Linked DNA regions of Homo sapiens: region 2 is linked to region 1. Evidence: chromatin contacts called from ENCODE Hi-C or POLR2A ChIA-PET data. All regions are on one chromosome and are shown on one strand. The core of a region is the stretch at or near the end of the contact, and the rest is flanking DNA. Distances in the headings are between cores, read along the strand shown. Region 1 holds the start of TBC1D19 (TBC1 domain family member 19). Region 2 overlaps SEL1L3 (SEL1L family member 3).

Region 1 (6,248 bases), core at 1,844-4,343:
TACAAAATTGGTGCAACATTCAAAGCCAATCAGTATTATTCATCATATCAACATGAGCAGGAAAAATAATATGAACATATCTACAGATATAAAAAAGTACTTAACAAAGTTCAACATCCATTCATGATAAAACTCTCAGAAAACTAGGGATAGAATAGAGCTTCCTCAACCTGCAAAAAAGCATCTGCAAAACATTGCACTGGAGGCATTATCCAGTACAGTAAGTCAAGAAAAAGAAATAAAAGGCACACGGATTGGAAAGGAAGAAGTAAAACTGTCTTTAGTTCATTATGATACATGTACCTGGAAAATCTTAAGTAATCTACAGAAAAGGTACTATAACCAATATATAAGTTTAGCAAGTTCTCAGAATACATGGTAAATAGATTAATATCAATTGCATTTCTGTATGTTAAAAATAAAAAATTAAAACTTAAGTCACCATTTATAATAGCGTCAAAAACCACAAAATACTTAAGGGGAAAATCTCAACAAAGAGTATGCAATATTTGTGTGCTGAAACTACAAAACACTGACAAGAGAAAATAAAAACAACATAAATAAATGAAAAGATAAACTGTGTCCATGGGCCAGAAAATTTAATATTGCTAAAAATCTCGATTCTCCCCAAATTGATCTACAGATTCAACATAATCCCAATCCAATTTTCAACAATTTTTGTAGTAATTTATAAGAGGATTCTAAAATTTATATAGCAAAGCAAAGGACCTAGAATAGCCAAAATAATTTTGGGAAAAAAAGGAACAAATTTGGAGGACTTTGATCTCAAGGCTTACTATAAAGTTACAAAAAGCAAGACAGTGTGGTATTGTATGATGAACAAATAGATCAATGGAACAAAATAGAGAGCCAGAAATTTTGTGTGTGTGTGTGTAATTGATTTTCGACAAAGGTGCCAAGGAAATTAGCAGAGAAAGGATAGGTTTTTCAGCAAATCAGTAATGGAAATACTGGATATCCATATGCAAAAAAAAAAAAAAAAAAGCTTACCTTGCACCATATACAATAATTAACTCAAATGGATCACAAAATGGATCACACTTCTACATTTAGGATCACAGACCTAAATGTAGAAGCTAAAACTATAAAACTTCTAGAACAAACAAACATAGTAGAAACTTTTTTAAGACCTTGAGTTAGGCAAACACTTTTAGGTAGGGAACAAAAAGCACAAATCATAAAACAATTGATAAAAATTTATGTCACCAAAATTAAGCATTTTTCTCTTTCAAAGACCCAGTTGAGAAAATGAAAAGATAATCCACAGACTGGGCAGGGTGTGGTGGCTCACGTCTGTAATCCCAGCACTTTGGGAGCCTGAGGCAGGCAGATCACTTGAGATCAGGAGTTCAAGACCAGCCTGGCCAACATGGTGAAACCCCATCTCTACTGGAAACATAAAAAATTAGCTGGGCATGGTGGTGGATGCCTGTAATCCCAGCTATTCAGGAGGCGAAGGCGGGAGGATCACTTGAACCTGGGAGGCAGAGGTTGTAGTGAGCCGAGATCACACCACTGCACTCCAGCCAGGGTGACAGAGGAAGACTCCGTCTCAAAAAAAAAAGATAATCCACAGACTGGGAGAAAATATTTGCAAGACGCACATCTGATAAAGACTTACATCATATAGAAAGAATCCTTACAACTCAACAATAAGAAGACAACACTATTTTTTTTTTAATGGGCAGAAGATTTGAAGACTACCTCACCAAAAAAGATATAAGCACATAAGAAAATGCTTAATATCATTAGTCATTAGGGAAATGCAATAAAAGCTACAATAAGATACTATTACACTTCTACTAGAGAAGTATAATTAATTAATAAAAATAAATAAAAGACTGGCAGCATCAAGCGCTATCAAGGACGCAAAACAATTGGAACTCTCAGAATTGCTTGTGGGAATGGAAAATGATACAGCCACTTTGGAAAAGTGTGACAGTTTCTCATAGAATGAAACATTACACTTACCATACAAGTCAGCAATTCCAATCCTAGGTATTTATCCAAGAAAAAAAGAAACAAATATCCAAGCAAAATCGTATACTAGAATGTATATATCAGCTTTACTTATAATCTCTAAAACCAGAAAGCAACCCAATGCCCTTCACACAATGATGAATAAACAAGCCATTGTACATTCAAACACTGAAATATTACTCAGCAATAAAAAGGAACAGAACTACTGAAATATCAACAAAATGGATGAATCTCAAAAGCACTGTGTTAATGCCAGAAAGCAGGCACAAAATGTACAAACTGTATGATTTCATTTATATGAGTCACAAAAAGGCAAGGATCTCAATCAATCTGTGCATCCTCAGTGCCTAGCATGTTATAAAATATCCAATAAATGCTAGGTGGTGGACGGATAGACGAGGAATAATTGCAGGGAGGGTAAACTGCAAGAAAGTGATACATTGACGAGAAAGCAGAAAGGTACTTGGGGGCCCAAGTCCACCCACAGGACGGAAAAAGTGAGGGAAGGCATGGTCCAAGCTACCTTCAGTGAGTCCAGCAGCTTAAAAAATTAGACCCTGTAAATGACTACAGGAATAGATAAATGAGTAAGCGTTTCTCTGGTCTGAAAAAAAGGTGTGATGCGCCCCACCCTTCTTTAAAAATCTATTAACCACGCCTGGGGCTGAGGCAGCACAGCTTGCACCGGACAGGGAGGTGGGGTTTTTTTGTTTTGTTTTGTTTTTGTTTTTGTTTTTGTTTTTGTTTTTGTCTGTTTGTTTTTTGAGCACCAGAGCGGAGCTGGAGAGGTCAGAGGCGAGCTCTGGCTTGGGTGAGGAGGGTGAAGAAGAGACATCGCCGCGGCCCCGCCCGTCTGCATCCCTTCCCACTCGGCCTCACTTACCCAGGCCTGCCGTTCCAGCTGAGAGTACAAATTGGAGCCCTTGAGCTTTTGGACTATCTGGGCAATAATGAGAGAGAGGTCCGACTCCTCCTGCAACATTTCCCCTGCCCTAGCCCGCCAAGCCGCGGGGACAGGCCGCCGGCGCGGAGCGAACGGGCTACCGGGTCCCACTCAGGGCCAGTGACACTTCTCCGGGACCTTATTACACTGGGACTCCTCCAGCGGGCGTTACCAGGCAACTGCCGAGCCTTGTGTCCGTCCCTCTCTGGTCCCCTCAGCGCCTGAAGGCCACAGCATCTGCGTTCCGCCGGCGGAAAAAGACCGGGGCGGGGAGGACGCTTTTCACACCGTTGTTCCTGCCTTGTCTATGGTTGAAAGGCAAGAAAGCTCATTCTTTCAGAGCCACAGCGCCTCTGATGCACAAGGGGGACACGGAGAATTGTGCGTTTTACTATATAAAGGATCATTCTCTTCCACCTCTCAATTTCTGCAGAAACAGGACTGTGGCACGCAATGATACTGCGAATTACAACCACGAATTGTTAGGCTCTGACACTACCTGCGTAAACGTGTTACAGTTTCCGCCTCTGTAAAATAACACCCAGTTTGCAGGATGTTGTGATGATTAGCTGAGGTAAAAATCGTGAAGGTGCCTAGCACTGTACCATAGCACTCCATTTTACTTCATTTTCTCTCGTTTCTATTCTCTAGAGTCTTATACCAGGAATAAGTAGACAATCTCGTCTCATCTAACAACTACAAATTAACCAACAGGCATTATTTGTAGGTTTTCTGCAAAGCATTAGCAATTCAAGGATGAATAAGACATTGTCCAAGTCTTCCAGGAATTTACCGTCTAGATTCATCCTCTTCCGTATATTCATTCATTCAAGCATTTATTCATAATTCATTCAGCTTTCAACTTATTGAACATTTACATAAAAGGAACTGTGTGGGCACAAAGGTTTAATAAAATATGGTTCTTGCCTTCAAGGAAATGCACAAAAGATTTTTAGCAGAACTAAAAGTAACTGACTTAAATTATTGAATGACATCCCCAAAGGCCAACGGCACCTCCCTTCCCCCCCCAAAAAAGGCCTAGTGAAAAATACATTAGAATAACCTCACAAAAATAATCAAAATTGAGTTCAAATGTGTATATGCATATTTTAAGCAAAGCAGAAGTAGGATTTTAAGAAAACAAACCAAGATTGCTGCAAAAGCTACTCTAGACTAACTAGAAACAAAGAGATCTCATTCAATCAAATGTAGATTCTAATTCAATAGGACTCTGGTGAGAACTGGTAAACCGCATTTCTGACAAGTCCAAGAAATTATGATGCCGATGGTCCAAAGACTACATTCTGAATAGCAAAGGACTAAAGCAGGAAATAATATGAATTCAAAGGGACTGGACCCGGGCCTCTATGCACAGCACTCTGACATTTATAACACCACCATCCAGAATACTGGGATGATAAGTACAAATTCTAAATAATTTGGTAAAGTTGGTTTATCAAACCAAGTTTAGAAAGAGGCAGCCAGGAAAGAAACAAAGCACTTAAAGGCAATTAATGACAGACTCTCTAAAGTGCAGTTTCTCTACAAAACATTCTCTCACAACTCAGAATTTCTCAAAGCTGCAGATAAGTAGATATTGTCAACTCTTTATAGTCCTTCCATCTCAACTGTCCACCCATCCATGAATTCCCACCACAAACCTCACTTTGAACAGAGAGAAAGAAGAGGCAGAGAGAGGAGAGAGAGCACTACCATAACAGTCCCTTTGAGATTGAAAGAAGTGGAGTGATTAGCTGCCAAAGAGATAAAGATGCTTCAGCTGAAAAGATTAGTAGAGCGTTGAAGGGAAGGATGAAGCTGTAGAGCAGAAGAAAAGGCATAGATAGTGCCTGGAGTCAGAAAACATTCTGGCTTCCTTCCTAGTATGTACCCTGGGAATTGCATGAGTCTCTTTCCCTATCAGTTTCATTTTCTTCTCTGTATCAAGAGTGTAAAATATCCAACTAAGGAGACAGTATGAGGAACAAATGTACCAAGTATTAGACTATTAATATATATTAATAAATTAAATATTGAAACTGTGATAATTAAATAAAAATAATGCCCAGTACTATTGACAAGGGAATGGAAAGTAACTAAATAAACATAGCAACATATGTGAAAGTGCCCAGAACTATTCCTTGCACAGATGGAGACTTAAATAATTTTGTTAAAGAAGAGAACAATTATAAGCTTAAAGCAACAATTACGAAGTTTGGCTCTAATTCGGAAAGCATGTCCAAGCAAAAAAAAAAAAAGTCCCTTAATCCTAATATCTTTAAATTGTTTTTTACATACATAGAAGCAGATGTGTCGGAGTATAATTTAATTACAGAATGGTCTTTGTTCTCTATTTCCAATTCGATTTAGCAAAACTTTTCAGAACACCTGCTCTAGGCAAGAAATGGCAAGGAATACAAAGATAAGTAAGAAATGGTCCTTTCTTTCAAGAAATTTCAGTCCCAAAGGAATTATGTGGCTGCTATACAAAGAGTTATAATGATAGATAGACCACTTCAGTCTCCCACCTGTGTGTCTGGAAATTTTATTACTGTAAAGTCATTGTCTCACAAGAAACTGAAGGTACAGATTACCATCTCCATCCCACAAGGCGGAATTTGGCCTTGAAAATCTGGTGGCACATATACACCATGGAATACTACGCAGCCATAAAAAAGAATGAGTTCATGGCCTTTGCAGGCCATGAAGCTGGAAACCATCATTCTAAGCAAACTAACACAGGAACAGAAAACCAAACACCCCATGTTCTCACTCATAAGTGGGAGTCGAGCCATGAGAACACATGGACACAGGGAGGGGAACATCACACACCAGGGCCTGTTAGGGGATGGGGGGCAAGGGAAGGGAGAGCGTTAGGACAAATACCTAATGCATGCGGGGCTTAAAACCTAGATGACAGGTTGATGGGTGCAGCAAACCACCATGGTACATGTATACCTATGTAACGAACCTGCACGTTCTGCACATGTATCCCAGAACTTAGAGTATAGTAAATAAATTTTTTAAAAAAGAAAATCCTTACTGTACCCAAGGTGGGTAGAGAACAGGAAAATCCTCTATTTCTGACATTTCAGAGTGACTAACAGATGAATAGCAAGAGGGGGTGCAATTTTATCTGAATAGTTAAAACTATACAAAGAGAGACAAAATTAAAACAGATGCAGAGGGAAATCTCCTCAAAATTCTCTGAAATTTAGGACAGAGGTACTTCTGGGCCAACATGTATAGGGCTCTGGGCCCAACCCTGCCTTTCTCAGACCTGCTTGGTTTGATCTATTCTTCA
Region 2 (6,248 bases), core at 1,323-3,822, 740 kb after region 1:
GAGGACTAAATGAGATGTGATTGCTCAGCACATCATCAGCACTCAGTGAGAAGCTGTGATGATGATAGAGTCCACACTCTGCATTTTATCCTAAATGCCACATGGTCACAGCCTCAGCAGGACCAATCCCGGAGGCTCCAAGGCCCTTCTGCAGCCTCCCTTAAGCCGTGGGGCTGGAGATCTCAGGCATGTGCTGAGAGGCGGCACTCTGAAGTTCTCTCCATTGGTGCAAGGAGCGCCTTGCTCTGTGGATGCCGAGTGCCTGCCAGCTCTTCTTCTGCCCCCTCAGTGGGGAGCCCTCCCCACACATGCGCCCAGTTGTTTCCTCAACTGTGGCCCTAGGACCACCTGTGACAGAATCACAAATGCTTGTTGCAAATGCAAATTCCTAGGCCCAGTCCTTCATCTACTTAGTCAGGATCTGCGGGGGTGGGGGAAGGCTTGGAATCGGCATTTTAAACACCTTCCTCACGACTCTAATGCACCCTAAAACTTGAGAACCTGTGGGCCAGGGACAGAGCTGGTTGGACTTAGGATTGCTATGGTTCCCGTGTCCCGACCCCCAGCCAGGCTTGGCAGGCAGAGGACATCCATGGATTTGTGGCAACAGACCCTTCCACAGGAAGTGCCTGACATTTCATCAACAGGATGGGTTTGGGACAAGGTGACTTAAGGACATGCACTCTAAGTTTTTCCTTTAGTGATCAATTTCTTGTCATCTCTGGGATGTGATTTCTGTTGGGCTATCTTTGGGGGAAATAATGACTGTGGCGATTTCTTGGTACTGTCCCAAAACAGCTCTGCATATAATGAAAACTGAAAGGACCTGTGTCACCATACATGATAGTTGGTCAGAAGCCACTTACCCTAGAACTGGCACATTTGATATTTTTCAAAACTTTTTCTTGTTTTGAGACAGGGTTTCACTCTGTTACCCAAGCTGGAGTGCAGTGGCACGATCATAACTCACTATAGCCTCAACATCCTGGGCTCAAACAATCCTCCCACCTCAGCCTCCTGAGTAGCGGGGACCATGGGCATGTACCACCACACCCAGTTTATTTTTTTATTTTTTTGTAGAGATGGGGTCTTCCTATGTTGCCCAGGCTGGTCTTGAACTCCTAGGCTCAAGCAGTCCTCCCACCTTGGCCTTCCAAAGTGCTGAATTAAAACTATTTTGAAATAAGTATAGATTCACAGAAAGTTGCAAAGGGTACAGGGTCCCTGTGTATCCTCACCCCCGCTTCCTCATTTTCCATAACTACAGTGCAAAATCAAAATTGGGGAAGTAATGCTGATCTAATACTGTTAACTGGACTCCAGACCTTACTCAGATTTTACCACTTTTTACAGGGGGTCCTGTGTTTGTGTAGATCTATACAATTTTAACCTACATTTTAATAACCCTGTCTGTCTGGTTTATTCTGCATTTGTGCAGTGCTTTAAATGAAAAGATGTCTAGAAGATGAAAGTAAATTCCCTTTCTGTGTGTGTGCACATAGTGGGGAGGGTGGGATGGGTAGTTAAATGTCTGAAAGCAGTCAAGTCAATCATTTTGATGATCAGTGTGCCTCCCTCTTCCAGGCAGAGCCCCATGCAGGCATCTGTCTGGAATACCTTCCACAGGGCCACCTAATTTGTTAAGGGGAAGATAGCGTGGGGCACACACAGCCACAATTTGCTGTACCTCCGACTTTGTCAGGGATTAATGATTCCATTTCATATTTGACAAATCATGTATTTCTGATTGAAGAATGACTGAATTGCAAGCTGGAAGTTTCCAAATGAAATCATTTAACGAACTGGCTCAGTTCTTAGGGCACCTGAATATGCCCTTAAAATGTGAAACGTCTTTTCCTTCTTTTGTTGTTTCTTCTCATATTCACAAGGCTTAGGAACAGCACAGTGGGATTTTTCTCCTCACCTGCTTCAGAGCATTACCTTAGGAGTGAGAATTAAACCATAACGCAGAGAAAACCCTTTCCCAAGAGTTAAAGTCACTGAAAATGGTGGGGAGCTCCATGCACCCTCAAAATAAGCTCTGATTACAAGGCTGTGATTTGTTTACCGAAAAAGGGGCACACATTCTTCCTTCTCCAAAAGACAGATCACAAGAGGGTCTGCAGCAGTCCCATGGAAAACATCCATGACCTTTGTTCTGGATCTGGGCTGTGGGGATAGAAGGGGGCCAAGCCTCTGGTTTGTTCTTAGCAGGGGCTTCTTGATGAACAAGAATCAAGTCAGAACAAGATGGCATTAGTGAGGCTCCGAGCTGAGCCACAGGGGGCCTGTCATGTATGGTCCCTGTCTCAGCCAGCACTGATGTGGGGTTTCAGGGAAGGTTTTCTGTGTCAAGTGCCTGGTGTCCTACGATGGCCCTGCCTCTGAACTGAAGTACTCCCTGACTTGCTTTCATTTTCCTTTTCATGTATAAAAAGAGTCAAAGTCCCTGTGCCCGGGCGTTCTGGAAGTGTGCTTGGAGGGCCTCCATCGCTGGCTTTGCCAAGGCTCCCGAGGCGAGGGCCACGTGTGTCCAGACACGGCTCTCAGCAGCTTATCTCCTTTGCCAGGCCAGACCCGGCCAGGCCATGAGGCTGATTTTTGGTGGAGACGCAGCAGACGTTTACCCAGCCCTGCAGGGAAAACCTAACCCAGATGAGAAGTCGGTAGCCATTGGGAACACGTGTGTGCCACGACTCGGCCACATGCCCCCGGTGCACGTGTTACTGCTGCATTCTGGGTGTGGGGGGCATATGTAGCCATAGGCAGACTGTGGATCTACCTAATGTGGCTTATTTCCTTGAGGGAGGGGACTGGGCGTTTCTGTTGTCCCTCCCAAATCACATGTGTGCCTGACTCACGCTGGAGTCACAGAAAGAAAGGAATCAGCCATGCAGGCCAGTGACTTGGGCCCCAGACCTGGGGACCCACCTGGACTTCTCTTCCTGTCATACTCTATTTTGAGAGTCACCTAGTGCTGGCTGTATGTGTCACATATTCAGTCCCTTCTTGCATTTCTCACCACGTGGAGTGCCGTCATCCTGGTCTAAGCCGTCATCCTCCTGTCTGGACTCCTGGCACTGCCTGCAAGTGGCCACCCAGTTTTGCCCGTCGTACCCTCCTCACCCCCCACCAGCAGCCAGTGCAAGGTGATTGCATCACTGCCTGATTAAGCCCCCCAGTTCCTCCCATAATCCACTGATCCCAGTTAAGATCAACCCATGCCCCTTACTCTGTGGGAATCTGTCCCTGTCCCCTTGCAGCCTTGTGTCCCACCACGCACACCCTTCCCCACTGCTTCCAGCCACAGGGGCCCGCTTGCTTCTCCTGGAGCATACCAAGTTCATTCTCACTTTGGGACATCTGTGTGACTGCTCCCTCCACCTAAGATGCTCTTCTCCCAGATCACCACATGGCCACTTCCTTACCTCACCTACCCCTCTGCTCCAATGCCATCTCCTTATCTAAGACAGCAGGCCCACCCCCACCGCCCTGCCTGTCATTGTCCACCTTCATTTTCCTTCCTGGCCTGATCACCACTGGACAGTTTCAGTAAATATCTTTAGTTGCCTATGTGCCTATTTCCTGGCCCACACTGGAGCACAAGCTCCATGAGGCCAGGGGACTTGTTTGCTTTGTTCTGATGCTGATCATAGGCCCCTGCACTCATGACTACTTGTTGATTGAATGAATGCTCTTAACCAAGAGGGAAGGACAGTTTGTGAACATCACACACTGATACCCTTGCAGGGCTGTGTTGCCACATGAGGGAGGGTGTGGGGGTGGAGGTGGCAGTGCTCCTTCCCTAGGGCCACTGCACACACTCCACAGCTTCCCAGACAAACCCACCAGGGCTGCGCTAGTTAAGGCTGCAGGCTCCTCCTGTTCAGGGATTCTCCTTTGCAGCCACAGGTAAGCTCAGCTTCCCCTTTGTGGTTTAAGTCTTTGATTCCCCACCCCTATGTCTTTGCTAAAGCAGTTTCTTTTCCTTAGAATAGCTCCTGTTCCGCCCCGACTCCCCCTGCCCACGAAGCAACACCGCCCCCCACTGCCACTTTCCATGTCTGCTTGGCAAAATCATGCCCCTATTTCAACAGCCTGCTCAAATTTCTAACACTTTTCTAGCCCCCACCCTGAAGTTTTGTTGAGTTTTTTTTTTTTTAATTTCCACAACCAGAAATTAACTTCATAAATGCTGGCCATCAGAATGCTGTGTTGGTACTGCTCCTATGACACGTATCATGATTCATTCAATTAAACAAAGATTGACTGAGCACCTACTATGTATCAATTTCTTTACTGAGTGTGGAGGCTTAAAGATGAGGACAAAGCCACCCTCTTTAACATGGCTACCAATAGTTACAGTCACTTACTGCTACTGAACATTTGCTATGTGCCAGGCACTGTCAAAGTGCTTTATGTGGTTTACGTGGTTATCTAATTTTTTTGAGACAGGGTCTTGCTCTGTCACCCAGGCTGGAGTGCAGTGGCGCGATCTCAGCTCACTGCACCCTCCGCCTCCCAGGTTCATGCGATTCTCCTGCCTCAGCCTCCCGAGTAGCTGGTGTTACAGACACGTGCCACCACACCCAGCTAATTTTTGTATTTTCAGTAGAGATGGTGTTTCGCTATGTTGGCCAGGCTGGTCTCAAACTCCTGTCCTCAAGTGATCTGCCTGCATCGGCCCCCAAAGTGCAGGGATTACAAAGTGCTGGGTGAACTACAGCGCCTGGCCCGCTGTTATTTAATTTAATATGCCCAATATTCCACCAAGGAGAAAACAGAAAACTGACTCAGAGAGATAGAGTAGTTTGTCTAAGTTTGCACAGCTATTAATGAAGATGCTGGAGTTTGAACCTGGATAGTTTGGTTCCCAAACCCCACACTTATTCATTAGGCTAAACTACCAGGTGATGTCATGAAGCTATTTATTTATTTTAAGTCATTCATTCACTGAAAAAAAGTTCCTGAGCAATCTGTGTGTGTTAAGCACTTTGTGTGGCTTCTTCAGAGGAGGTGACATTTTGACAGAGACTTGAAGGATGTGTAGAGTTTTCATGGATCAAAAAGGAGGGGCTGGGTGCAGTGGCTCACGCCTGTGATCCCAGCACTTTGGGAGGCTGAGGCAGGCAGATCACTTGAGGCCAGGAGTTAGAGACCAGCCTAGCCAACATGGTGAAAGCCCATCTCTACTAAAAATACAGAAAATTAGCCAGGCATGGTGGCATGCATCTGTGGTCCCAGCTACTTGGGGGGCTGAGGTGGGAGAATTGCTTGAATTCAGGAGATGGAGGCTGCAGTGAGCCAAAATGGTGCCACTGCACTCCAGCCTGGGTGACAGAGCAAGACTCTGTCTCAAAAAAAGAGAAGAAGAAGGAAAAAAAAAAAAGGAATGAAAGAAGGACATTGAGCTTTCAGGCAGAGGGGAAGGCATAAGCTGTGGCACACAAAGGAGAAAATTCCGGATTGGGAAATGGTGATAAGCCTTTGTTCCTTGACGGGAAAGATGGCAACAAGGGCTTCATCTCACAGGCTAGCTTGTGTTGCTTGGGGGTGGCTGCCTAGAGCATGGTGTTGAGTAGGATTCTGAGGATGAGTCTGCACTTACTGAGAAAGAGTGCCATGTCCATCAGTTACTGTCTGCCATGGAGTGGAAATGTGGACTAGCAGCACACTTGCTGTGGTTTATTTTCCAAGGTATAATCTCAGGTGTGACATGGGCAATTCAAGAAGTAAGACTGGATAAGCAGTTTAGGAACACTCTTGGAAGGTTCTTAAATGCCCTAATGTTTAGCTTTATGAACACTTCTCTGATCTTCCCTCTTAAATAAGAAACTCTGGGGCAACATGGCAGTTTTCTTCTTCTCCACTCTTTTCGTTTCAAAAATGCATTCTCATCTTCAGATCCAATGGACTGGAAGTATGATTTTTTATAACAAAATTTCATTACAACAAAATGATTGAAAGTTAAGTCAAGTGTTGGAACCAGCCTTGACTTGTCTTTGTGAAAAAAAATGGTTTATGCAGCAGGACTATTCAAGTCAATGTCATGATAGTACTTTTAGTAGTTATAAACTATATATTTGGCATTAAAAAAAACAGACCTAGTTCCTTTTTTTCCAGTTAATCATGGTAGTCTGAATTTTTCAGTAATAACACTAATTAATGCCTAGCATCTACATTCCCCTTTATGATTTTTCGAAACACTTTTTTCACACACATTGTCTCATTTAATCCTCATAATAGTA

The links. Hi-C counts contacts between places; a loop is a spot of excess contacts on that map. ChIA-PET counts read pairs that join two places held with the same protein, here RNA polymerase II (POLR2A). Pooled maps may share reads with other maps.
Region 2: a pooled map shows a loop between it and region 1 (5-fold over the local background). The contact joins the enhancer-like site here to the promoter of TBC1D19 in region 1. A Hi-C loop is called at or near these places in 2 of 168 maps with a recorded cell type or tissue (CD4-positive, alpha-beta memory T cell and CD8-positive, alpha-beta T cell), 3 of 37 single-sample maps with no recorded cell type and 7 of 50 pooled maps. POLR2A ChIA-PET finds 5 or more read pairs at or near these places in 4 of 52 experiments (CD4-positive, alpha-beta T cell, CD8-positive, alpha-beta T cell, activated CD4-positive, alpha-beta memory T cell and 1 more).

Annotation. Positions count from the first base shown.
Region 1 is chr4:26,580,929-26,587,176 of GRCh38, reverse strand. It overlaps TBC1D19 (TBC1 domain family member 19), which reads right to left and starts at 3,093. Exons shown (of 21, transcript NM_018317.4): 1 at 2,885-3,093. The coding sequence starts at 2,983. RefSeq lists an enhancer at 2,776-2,865.
Region 2 is chr4:25,840,160-25,846,407 of GRCh38, reverse strand. The region is part of intron 2 of SEL1L3 (SEL1L family member 3); the gene reads left to right. Among named protein-coding and RNA genes, the nearest start is that of SEL1L3, 20 kb to the left of the region's middle. RefSeq lists a silencer at 207-501 and an enhancer at 2,107-2,875. Within about 2 kb of position 2,572, at least 11 of the 41 ENCODE cell types and tissues checked have a DNase peak (open chromatin) inside an H3K27ac peak, as active enhancers do.